3 separate regions of the Mus musculus genome follow, and all the other regions are linked to region 1. The links are chromatin contacts, found by POLR2A ChIA-PET in ENCODE. All regions are on one chromosome and are shown on one strand. Each heading gives the region's core, a stretch centred on a gene start or an enhancer-like site at or near the end of the contact. The rest is flanking DNA. Distances are from core to core; before and after follow the strand shown. Region 1 holds the start of Rpl18a (ribosomal protein L18A). Region 2 holds the start of Ssbp4 (single stranded DNA binding protein 4). Region 3 holds the start of Gdf15 (growth differentiation factor 15).

Region 1 (3,852 bases), core at 619-3,118:
AAATGTCCTTTGTACTGAGGATCAGATGTCTGGGTCTGTTCCTCCTCAGAGTGTAAGGCCTGTTGCAGACAAGGGAAACCCAGGGTACTAGGTAGTTTAGGGTCTGAAGGCATTTTAGGGTCTGAGGACTGGTTACAATATCCTGCCTAGTTCTGCAAGGCACAGGACTGAAGTTACTAAGGCAGGGACATCTCTGCCTAGGGACTGAGGGATAAAAGCAGGTGGCCTGAGATCCCAGATTAACAGGTGTACTGCAGAAGAACAAAGGCACAGGGGACAAGCCAGTCAGTGGACCTCAAAGTCCAGAATACTCACTAGCCTGTGGTGACAGGGCTGTTGTGACAGAAACCTGAGGTCTTACCAACAGGTGGCCCTGCTGGGATTCTTCATAGCCCCTAGGAGAGGAGCCATTTGGAGAGGAGGTCTGTTAAGGCTAGAGCCTGTCGCCACTCAGGAGAGGCCAAGGGGGGCATCTGCAAAGCAGGAAGTGAAACTGAACCGCCAGCACCTGTCCTGTTCACCCAGCTGAGGGTCTTGTAAACTCTGAATTTACATCAAAGCCCAGACCAAGGTTAAGGCTGGGCCTGTGGATACCAACTTTTTCCTCACACAGCTGTTTCTCCATTCCTTTCCCTGTGCCCTCTCAGGGCACAGCTTGCACCCCAGCATCTGTCCTGCATCTTACAGAATGTATCTACCCCACTTCAGCAGCCTCCAGAACACAGGTTGGAGCAATGTGTTCCAGCAGAGGTGGACTGTGTCCTAGCCTGCCCATTGCACACCGACATGTTATTAAGCTGTTTATTTTGGGGTGGGAAGGCTGTAAGATGAGATCTTTCTGTGTAGCCAAGGCCATCTTTCCTGAGCCTCCTGGCTCACTCTCCCATTTGTAAGACCTCAGGCATGCAACACCACGCCCAATTTCTAAATCTTACAACTATCTTATGGGACGGGGAGTGTTAATGCGGCTGGGGAAACTGAGGGATCACACTTGAATGCGCCTGAGCACAATGGAAATGGGGGACCTAGAAGCACACATCCCAGCATTGCATTGCGTTGCGGCTGAGCCAAAAAACGCGCTCGCCACCTAGTGGCCATTAGCGGAAACACACGGCGGATATTGTCGCCTTCAGGTACAGGACCTGGCCAGGAAAATGACAAAGTTAAGACAGAGTGACACAGCTCTGATACAATTCTATAAAGAAAATAGTTACGTGGGCTGGCAGGTGGCACACTCCAGCATCCCAAGAACTAGGAAGAGGCAGGAGAATTACAGTGAGTTACAGGCTAGTTTGGGCTACATTATCTCAATAAACAGTAAAAAACAAACAAACAAACCAAACTAATGACAGAGAAAAAGATAGATGGGGCTGGAGAGAGAACAGCAGTAGCTAAGAGCACATACAGGGATCGATTCCCAGCATTCACCTCACAACTTTTAACTCCAGCACTGAGGAACTGACGCCCTCTGCGGGCCTCCGAGGCACCAGACACGAAGGTGGTGCAAGCAAATAAAAAAGATGGATGATGGGTCATAGATGGGTAGATACACAGAAGGATGATGTAGAAAGTGGGAAGAAAAAGATGAAAAAAGAGAGAGACAGAGAGAACTAAAAATCCGGAATCTAACTAGGAACCACGATTACGCGTAGACTCCCAGGATCCCTCGCGCACGACGATGGGGCGTCCCGGGAGAAACTTGCAAAGGCCCGTCGCGCTGCTCTCTGGGAACTGTAGTCTCCGTGAAGAGAGGCGGGACTTATACGTAGCTGATCGGTACCCAATAAAAAAGCCAAGAACTTAGACCGCTACTAGCTGTACCCAATGGAAGCACCGCATCAGGAGGGCGGGACTTCCGTCAGAGACCATGGTGAGAGCCTGCGCGAAAGACAACACTTCCTTTTGTGACTGGCGGTGAACGAGTGCGCAGTGCCATGAAGGCCTCGGGCACGGTAAGGAGGCCGCGGCGGGGCAAAAGGTGCGGCGTTGGCGGCAGGGCCGCTCGGGTTGGCTGTGTCCTCCGGGGTGGTGGTGCGTTCGTCGCGAGGGTCCCTCAGCGGTTACGGGCAGCTCTCCTCGCCCACAGCCTCCTTGCGGCCAACATGGCGGCCGCCGCGTGCTGGGCGGCCGAGGACGGAGCGGGTTAGATCGGGGTGCACCGGAAGGCCCTCCGCCTTTTCGTGTATATCAGCGTTACACTCCTTTTCGTTGCCAAATCTAGCCCCGTGGTTCTTTTAGTCTTTTTTTCCTTCGAGACAGGGTTTTCTCTGTAGCCCTGGCTGTCCTGGAACTCACTCTGTAGACCAAGCTGGCCTCGAACTCAGAAATCCGCCTGCCTCTGCCTCCTGAGTGCTGGGATTAAAGGCGTGTGACACCACGCCCGGCTGGCTTGTTTTAGTCTCTTATGAGGTTTAAAGCTAACCTGGTCTATTTAGACTGGAGTGGACACGCGGCCCGCCTTAGGTTTAGAGAGCATTTGGTAAGCTTGCGGCCTGTCCCCAGCGCTGGCTACACCGAGCCTGCTGCCACTTATCTCGGCACTTGAAATCGAAGCAGAGCGTCGCTAGAATCATCCTTAGCTAGTTCTAAAGGCTGGCTGACGGTAGCCTAGGGTGCCGGATCTCATACTGGCCCCGGTGTGTTGGACACAATCCTTCGGACTCTTGGTGAAAAGCTAGTCTGGAATCGTCAATTAGTCCCAATCCAGAGACAGTTTCTCTGTAGAACAAATGGCCTTTTTCCTGCTCTGGGATTAAAGACGTGAGCCACCTTTGCCATCTTGGCCTGGAGTTTCAGGGAGAGCAGAGCAGCCTGCCACATGTAGACCCTGAGGCAGCTTCGTAGCGGAGCACAAGCCTTCTGACTTGCCTCACACTGGGCTCGAGTGTATGAGCCCACTTTGGACACCCCTGCCTGTGGGAGGACTGAATCTCAGGCCGGCTCTGCCTCCACACCCCTCCCCCACATAGACAACTTTCTCTCCTGACATGTCTTTCAGCTTCGGGAGTACAAGGTGGTGGGGCGCTGCTTGCCAACCCCAAAATGCCACACACCACCACTGTACCGTATGCGAATCTTTGCACCCAACCATGTGGTGGCCAAGTCCCGCTTCTGGTACTTTGTGTCACAGCTGAAGAAGATGAAGAAGTCATCCGGGGAAATTGTGTACTGCGGACAGGTGAGGTCTGGGGCCCCACAGGATGCCGGTCGCTGGGTACCATCAGAGCCAGGGCAGCACTCCTCATGTCCTCCCTACTCCCCACAGGTGTTTGAGAAGTCACCCCTGCGTGTGAAGAACTTTGGCATCTGGCTGCGCTATGACTCCCGCAGTGGCACACACAACATGTATCGGGAGTACAGGGACCTGACCACTGCTGGTGCAGTCACACAGTGCTGTGAGTCTCCAACCCTCTGCCAATTTCTGGCACCCAACCCAAGAACTGTCGCTGCCTGTAGCGGCTGTTTAAATAGTGGTGCACACAGCAAAGGGGCTTCGTCGCCTTTGGGGGGCTGTGCAGTGCCCCCCAGAGTGAATCAGTAGGCTCTACAGAATGTGGGGGCATTCTGGGTGGCTGGGGCTGATTTTCTTTTCTTTCCACAGACCGAGACATGGGTGCCCGACACCGTGCCCGTGCCCACTCCATCCAGATCATGAAGGTGGAAGAGATTGCAGCTGGCAAGTGCCGCCGGCCAGCTGTCAAGCAGTTCCACGTGAGTGACCCCGAGTGTGGGGCTGACGCAGGGCTGCAGGGGGTGGTTGCACACGGACAGTCTCTGGACACTGATTGCTTCCCTCCCCACAGGACTCCAAGATCAAATTCCCACTGCCCCACCGTGTGTTGCGGCGCCAGC
Region 2 (3,852 bases), core at 991-3,490, 290 kb after region 1:
GCCTTCACCTGCTGACATCTCGCCCAAGGGAAAAGTTTTCTGGGCTCACCATCAGCCACTCATGGTGGCTCTTGAAATAAAGCTCTCCCACTCGCGAGCTGCCGTCTCCAGCACTTTAACCGTGCGTGTGTCCCAGGGCTGGAACTGGTTTGAACGTTCACTCACTCCTTCCACTCCTGCAGTGTCAGCCCTCTCACTTCCTCTCCCTCACGTGGGCGGGCCCCCGTCTATGCCCAAACTGGGTGTGTGTGTCCTGCAAGCTCCACTCCCCGGACTTTCCTAGCTGTGTTTGGGAGCGCCTCGGTTGCCATGACGACGGCGCAGTTGCTCCCGCCCGCAGAGCCTCCCCCAAGCAGCCTTCAAGGGCTGCGGGCGCCCCCCCCCCCCCGTTCTTTCCTCCTCCCAGCGTCCGCCTCCACTCTCCTCCGGGACTCCCACCGTCCTCGCTGCCGCCGGCCCTCCCTCCCTTTGTCCGGCTCTGTCTCCTGCTTTCCCCAGCTGACTCTTTTCTCCAGGAGTCGTAGCAAAGTGTCCCCGCTGGGTCCCCAGGGCCCGGTAGACAGCAGGCGCTCAATAAATAGTTCCGGGGGTTGGGGTGGGTGAAGACACTGAATCAAAAATTTGTGGCTGAGAGAGGGGAAACCTTGCGTCCTGGGCATCTCCAGACCTTGGGGACACAATTGAGGGTGGAAGGAAACTCGGAGCTGCGTGCTGTGCCTCCCGGCTGCACTCGCAACCTCTCTGTGTCTCGCTGAGAACAGGGCCTGCAAAGAGCTGTAGTGCGCGGTGGCCCAGGCGCACCGACGGCCTTCCTGGCACCCAGCAGTCGCCAGCCCCGCGGCGGGGAGAGGAAGCTGGGGGAGGGGGTGGCGGGCCAAGCAGGAAATGGGAAAGGCCGGCGTCGGCCCAGCTGAGCCCTGGGGGAGGAGGCGGGGCGCGCCCCGGCAGCCTTTCCTGAGCGCCTGGAACCACGGCGGCTCGGCTTCCCGCCCGCCCACTAGGGTGGGGGCGGGGAGGCCCGGGCTAGGGGATCTGCCTGCACCAGGGACACCACGCGAGACTTAGCGCCGTGGTGACCTGCATGCTGTCACACTCACACAGGAAACCTGAGCTCATGACTGCGCCACCGGGTGCTGACGACCCACCTGTGCGCAATCTCCAGCAAGTCCCCACTAAACCCGTCGTGTCCAACCGGGGACACTTGCAGCGATAGCAAGCCTTAGCCTGGATGCTTCCCGACGCCCATGCGCCACGACCCCTCGTGCTCTCACGGGGCCGCGTGTTATACACGTGCGTCTGCGCTGGAGTGGGGGAAAGAAGCATGCTCTCATTCCCAGCGTGCACCCAGAGGTGGAGGCAGGAGGACCACCTGTTCAAGGAGCCTTAGTGAAGTAGAGAGCTGGAGGTCAGCCTGGGCTACAGGAGACACCGTTTTTACTCCGACTTTGAGACAGGGTCTCACTATGTATTGGCTGCTGTCCTGGAACTCGCCATATAGACCAGGCTGGCCTCGAATTCACAGAGATCCTCCTGCCTCTGTCTACCGCGTTAAGAAACACTTTCAGAAAAACAAACAAAACGTGCTTGGTCTGGGGTTCAGTCCTTACAACGCTGGCATGCATAAAAAAAAAAACAAAAAAAAAAAAACCGGGCTCTGTGCACAGCACACAGACCAGGCTAAGTGGCACACGCCTGTCGTGCAAACGCTAGGGAGGCTGAGGCAGGAGGATTAGAATTTCAGGGTTATCTGTTTTATGTGTTTGAGACAAGCCTGGCCTATATGAAACTCTCTCAAAAGGGCCCCTCACAGCCCGCAGCGCTGTATTGGCTCGCAGAGAGTGTCCTGGGAGTAGAATGTCATGGGCGCATATCCTGTGAGCCCAAGAGCCTAGTGCAGTTCCTGAGTCGAAACGGAGATATCCACAGCACCCCACCCCCACCCCCAGATCTGTACAACTGGGAGTCTTGCTCCGCAGCCGAGGTATGCTTGGAGCTCGCGGCCATCCCCCTGCCTCAGCTTCCCAATTGCACAAATAGCAACTGCTGGAGCGCGTCCCGGGCTTGAATATCTTTGGGGGGAGGTATTGAAGTCTGTACTTATTGGTGCGCAGCCTATTGGTGGGCAGTGCCGCCCCCGCGGGCTCTGCGCGTGCGCGCTCCCAGCGCGCGCGCGGGGGGGGGGCCCACCCGCGCTCCCGCCGTTGCCACTTTAAGAGCGGCGGGAGCGCGCGGTGGCGGTGGCGCGCTTCCCGGAACAGCCCGGGGAGGGCAGCGCGGCGAGAACCCACCCGCGGCCGGAGCTCCCGCGCGGACATGGCCGCGGGGATCGGGGCGCGGGCAGCGATGGCCACGCGCGCCTGACAGGTGCGGAGCATGTACGGCAAGGCGAGCAAGGGCTGCGCGCCCTCGGACGGGCAGGCGCGCGAGAAGTGAGTGCGCGGTGCGGGGCCACGCGGGACCGGGGACCATGGGGTCACGCGAGACCAGAATGGTGCGGGATTTCAGGGGGGACACAGGAGATCCCGAGGAGATCGGGGAGTGACTGGAGATCAAAATGGTGCGGGATTTCAGGGGTACACACGAGATCAAGGGGCTCATGGGGTCACGCGAGACCAGAAGGGTGTGTGATTGTGGGTGTGCGAGACCTGAGGGTCCTTTGGGGTCACAGAATACACAAAGGACAGAATATATTGAGGTACTCGAGTTCCAGGGTCTTGGTGGGGGGGTCACATGAGATAGAGGGCATGGGCATGAGCTTGAGAGCTCCAAGGGGGCTTGGGGTCTCAGAATACCTGAGGGGACAGGAAATCAATGGGTCAAACAAGAGCCAAGGGGTTGCTGGGGTCACGTGGCGGTTCATCGGGTGCAGGATCAGGGGCTCACTAGGGAGTCGGTGGTGTATGGGAGATCAGGAGTTAGGACTTGAGCGGTCACAGGATGCCCAGGGCAGGCACAGCATCTGAGGGTTGTAAGGCCTCGGGAGTTCTGGGGTCACACAAACCTGACAGGTGTGAGCTTTCGGGGTTGGCTGTGAGACCATGGCACTGGAGGACAGCTTCAGGTCTTAGGGCCGCAGAGTCCCAAGTATCCAAGCTGGAGATTTGAAACAGGACACGTGGGTTCATTGTGGCTGCAAATTTGAAGAGGTTGGGTCGGACCCTAATGCCCTGCGGGGTGTTGGGGTTTTGGAGGTTTGCGTGGAAGTTGGACTCCACTGTCGCTTGTAGGCAAAGGTGCGGATTCAAAGCCTAGAGAGGTGCAGAGCCTGACCATGGCGGTCCCGGGACACCTCCCGGAGTCCCAGGTGAGCCAGAATGGGTCTGGCTCTAGACGCCCCACATTGAAGATACAGGGTGCGCTGCCCAGGTGGACAGGCTGTGCTCTAGCTTCCAGTGAGGACACGCCTGGGCTGGCCTTCCTTTCCGAGGTGCCTGTGTGGAGAAGTAGGTGAAGCGGGAACGTTTGAAGTGTGCTGGGAGCCCAGCACTCACCTTTGAGGTGTGAGTGTGGAGGCCTGGATTGTAGCAGGGCCTGAGGGGGCAGCTTGCCTAGAGGCTGAGTTGCCCAGTGCAGCCCTGGGTAGGGGACAGATCACCTGGCACAGAGAAGTCTGGGTCACTGGGCTGCCATGCAAGGCTGGCTCCCTGAGAGCCTGCAGTTAGGACTCATTTATGGTCAGTAAACTCAGTGACCCTTCCTGGCATGGGGCTGCTGGCCATGTGGGAAGCAGGGACTGACTGATTCCCTGATACCTGGCAAGTCCCCATTCTAGGGAATGGTTCACAGACCTGTGCTAAGTTTGGGGGTGAGGGTGGGGGTGGGTGTTGATGATTGTGTGAGAGGAAGCTCACA
Region 3 (3,852 bases), core at 918-3,417, 270 kb after region 1:
GCTGGCAGCCCACAGTTGGGCTACCCCACTTCCTTACGTGGCTTCAGGACTGGTTATGAGGTCACCAGCTAAGGATTTTGAGGAAAGAGGAGCCAAGTTGGCACAATGCCACATTCCAGAGTTTTGTGAACCAGAAATCTGTGTTTGGGGGGTGATGATGCTTATCAGAGGATGGGGGACCCCATGGAGCCTTGTTGGTATGGAGCCCTTTGGAGAACATTCCATGAATAAAGTGAATGGCTGACTGATCCTGGTCTTAAAGAGACAGATGCCCAGTTGGTCGTTGGCCTGGTCACCACACTGTAGGAAGAGTGGAATACTATATATAGCAAGGAAGAGCTTGGTAGCTCATTTTCCATCATCTTGACACCCAGGAGACTGAGGCAGGGGGATTGTGGGTTTGGATTCACAGAGTGAAAGTTCTATGAACCTGGAGGAACTGTCCCCTAGGCTTCTGACAGTCTTGTTTTAACCCCCAAGTGACACCCTGACACCTGACTGAGACTTTAGGCCTGGGTCTCTATCGACAAGCAGCTGAGAGTGTGAATTTCAAGGTGCACAGGAGCTCCTACTGTGTACTCAGGTCACATGGGCATCTCTAGTTCTCTACCACAACTTGTGGTGACCCCACGGGATGAAGCTGAAGGTATAGTTGGTCACACACAGCAGTGGGTGTGTGTTGAGGGGGCACAGATGCCTGGCGAAGTGGGATCCTAAACAGGAAGCCCTGGTGACTTTTTTGAAGGGGCCTGTGTGGGTTAGGAAAGTTGGGACCCATCACAGGAAGACACCGAGGGCCAGAGAGGCAACCTGGGCTGGCTGAGGTTGCATCTGTCTGCGGCCTGTGGGGTTAGGTGGGGTACAGAAGTGCTGAGAACATCGAGGCCTGTCCCAGCATCCAGACCGCACAGGGCTCCCCGTGTGGGAGTGGGCAGCTGCTCGGCCCACTCCCGAGCTCCATATCTACGAAGCCATCTGCATCCCAAGAGACTTTGGGCCGTCCCCAGCCTCAGTTTCCCCACCTGTGACCCATGATGGTCCTGTCTCAACCTCTCATCTCACGCAGCAAGACAGCTGTATCCTGATCCTTGGCCTTTGCTCTGCAGCGCAGAGAGGCTGAGAAACTTGTCCAAGGTCACATGGGACCGCGGGATAGTCCCTCAATTTGTAGCGTGCACCCCCGGCCCCCGCTGTACCCCTACCCTGACGATGTAGACCACAGCAGCCTTTCACAGAAAGAGAAACTGAGGCTCAATGGCTGGCCTGGGACCAGAAGACTGCAGTATTATCCTCTGGGATATGATTCGGAGATCAGCAGCTCGCCCAGGGCAGAGAATCCAACTCTGAGACTTAAATTTGGGGGAAAACGGTCAGAGATGAACATAATCCCAGAACCCCACTCTCACCGGCCAGGTGGCCACCATGCTGTGCCTCCTCACAGAGTGCAGATACCTCAAAACTGCCCACAGCTGCGATCCCAAGGGCGGTGCCACCTCTCTCCACATTGATCTTTAAGAGTCACCCCCGTAGGCAAAGGGTCCTGGAGCAAACAGGTAGTTCTGGGCAGTGCATCAGGGGTGGGGCTTGGATCTGAGGAGGAGTGGTCTGGAATCAGTTTGGGGAGGGTTCTGGGGGTCATCCTGGTCTTGGACAAAGGAGATGGCGGGTGAAGACTTACCATGCACCTACCTTGTCTTCACAGGGGGACATGGAGTAACCCTAGTCAGTCATTAACCTGGAGTGACCCCACAGGTCAGAGGCCACCCAGCAGTATGTAAATACTGGGAGGGACCCCAGCAGGAGCCCTTGATGACACCTGGTGCCCCTCCTTGCTCACTCCTGTCTTCCCCAGAGGCCCTAACTACAGCCACTACCCTTTCAGGGCCCAGGCTGACCGTGGATGGGGCTCCTGGCACCTTCATCCTCCTCCTCCATCTTCTATCTGAGCCTGAGACGAACTGCCCACCCCCTCCAGCCACCTGCCGCCTCCTGTTTGGAAGGAGGCCCGCAGCAGATTTCCTCTTCCCTCCATTCCCAAGAGGAACCCCTGGTCTGGGGATACTGAGGCAGGCACAGGGCAGGGCACGTGTGAGCATCCAGTCATCCTGAAAGGTAAATCTGGTTCCTGAAGCGACAACTGTTCGTACAGGGTTTTGAAGGATTGGTAGGAGTCCCACAGAGGACACCGAAGAGGTGCAGTCCCTGATTTGTCCTTATGTCCCAGCCCATTTGGGCACGGCTGTAATGTCTACTCCTGGGACACTGAGGCATAGGGGTGACTTGCCTGAACTTGCCTTTTCTAGGTTTTCCTTGGCTTCACCTTTGATGGGGGTGGAGGGAGGAGGGAGGGAGAGAGGAGGAAAGAGAGAGGGAGAGAGTCCTGGTCCCAAGAGGAAGGAAGAAGCCACTTGAACTTCAGTCTGGACTCCATCACATGTTCTGTGGGGACGATCAGCCCTCACTCAGGTCCCAGCCCGGCGGTTTCCCTCCCTCCCACCCCCTCCCCCTGCGGAGCCCTGGGATTCCCGCCCGAATTAGCCTGGTCACCCGAGTTGGCATCGCACACGGGGGCGGAGCGGACAGAGTCCAGTGGGTATAAAGGCAGCTGCAGAGGGCTTAACTCAAAGACACACTCAGGACACAAGCGACATGGCCCCGCCCGCGCTCCAGGCCCAGCCTCCAGGCGGCTCTCAACTGAGGTTCCTGCTGTTCCTGCTGCTGTTGCTGCTGCTGCTGTCATGGCCATCGCAGGGGGACGCCCTGGCAATGCCTGAACAGCGACCCTCCGGCCCTGAGTCCCAACTCAACGCCGACGAGCTACGGGGTCGCTTCCAGGACCTGCTGAGCCGGCTGCATGCCAACCAGAGCCGAGAGGACTCGAACTCAGAACCAAGTCCTGACCCAGCTGTCCGGATACTCAGTCCAGAGGGTGAGTAGCAACCAGGGACCCACTTCAGGAACACCCTCTCCAAGCTCCAACCAACACACTCAAGTCCACGAGCCCAGCCCAGCTTCCGAGACTCAGTTTCCCCTGCTGTGACCTCTGGAGCTGCCAGCAGCGGGCTCAGCCAGAGTAGGACGGATGACCGTCCCTAGACCGGAGCTGGACAAATGATGTCCAGAGAGGTCAAGGTCGCTCCTGGAGATGCACAGCACTCGAGTTGGGGAGGACATGGGGGAAGGTTAGAGGGTCCTGGAGGGAAGAGGGAGGGACAGGAGCCAGGTTGGGAGCCAAACGGAAAGAACCTGCGGGAACTGGATCGGAAATCTGACGCAATCGCTTGTAAAGAGACTGCTACAGTAACAAGTGACAGTCGCTTGGATGGGAGGGAGGAGGATCCAGGGGACTGGACTCAGCTCTGGGACCCAGCAGGGCTGAGGGCGGGCCCAGGCTGATTTGGGTCACGCCCCCTTACAAATCCGCTAGGGTTGTGTGAATCCAAGCGAACTGTAGCTCTCCCTAAAGATCTGCAAAGCTACACTTGGATGTGGTGGCGCATGTCTGCCATCCTAACTACTCCGGGGGTTGAAGCAGAATTGCCTTGAGTTCAAGGCCAGCTGGGACTACAGAGTGAGAACCTCCCCAAATTTTATTTGTAGCCCAGGTCGATTTCAAACTCAGGGCAATCCTTCTGCCTCCATTTCCCAAGTTCTGGGAAGACAGGTGTAGGCAACCAAACCCTGCTTTAAAGAAAACCAACTTCTGTTTGTTAAACACTTTATTCAGAGGCTTGGGAAAAGGTTGGAGAGATCCATGCTGTCCTGCGCAGGGCAGACCTTAGGGATCTCTGTCGCTAAGAGCAAAATCAACTTTAAGCCAGAAGGTGGCGGTGTACGTCTTTAATCCCAGCA

The links. ChIA-PET counts read pairs that join two places held with the same protein, here RNA polymerase II (POLR2A).
Region 2: POLR2A ChIA-PET joins it to region 1 with 12 read pairs in embryonic stem cell. The contact joins the promoter of Ssbp4 here to the promoter of Rpl18a in region 1. POLR2A ChIA-PET finds 5 or more read pairs at or near these places in 2 of 5 experiments (Patski and embryonic stem cell).
Region 3: POLR2A ChIA-PET joins it to region 1 with 11 read pairs in embryonic stem cell. The contact joins the promoter of Gdf15 here to the promoter of Rpl18a in region 1. POLR2A ChIA-PET finds 5 or more read pairs at or near these places in 4 of 5 experiments (Patski and embryonic stem cell).

What each region holds. Positions count from the first base shown.
Region 1 is chr8:70,895,459-70,899,310 of GRCm38, reverse strand. It overlaps Rpl18a (ribosomal protein L18A), which reads left to right and starts at 1,868. Exons shown (of 5, transcript NM_029751.4): 1 at 1,868-1,952; 2 at 2,999-3,178; 3 at 3,266-3,395; 4 at 3,602-3,711; 5 at 3,804-3,852. The coding sequence starts at 1,935. It overlaps Mir7067 (microRNA 7067), which reads left to right and starts at 3,741; the gene lies at 3,741-3,803. It overlaps Snora68 (small nucleolar RNA, H/ACA box 68), which reads left to right and starts at 3,455; the gene lies at 3,455-3,552.
Region 2 is chr8:70,606,702-70,610,553 of GRCm38, reverse strand. Ssbp4 (single stranded DNA binding protein 4) reads left to right here and starts at 2,240. Exons shown (of 18, transcript NM_001372473.1): 1 at 2,240-2,429. The coding sequence starts at 2,374.
Region 3 is chr8:70,630,410-70,634,261 of GRCm38, reverse strand. Gdf15 (growth differentiation factor 15) reads left to right here and starts at 2,167. Exons shown (of 2, transcript NM_011819.3): 1 at 2,167-2,929. The coding sequence starts at 2,650. Gm34154 (a long non-coding RNA gene) reads right to left here and starts at 1,699. Exons shown (of 2, transcript XR_870495.2): 1 at 1,407-1,699.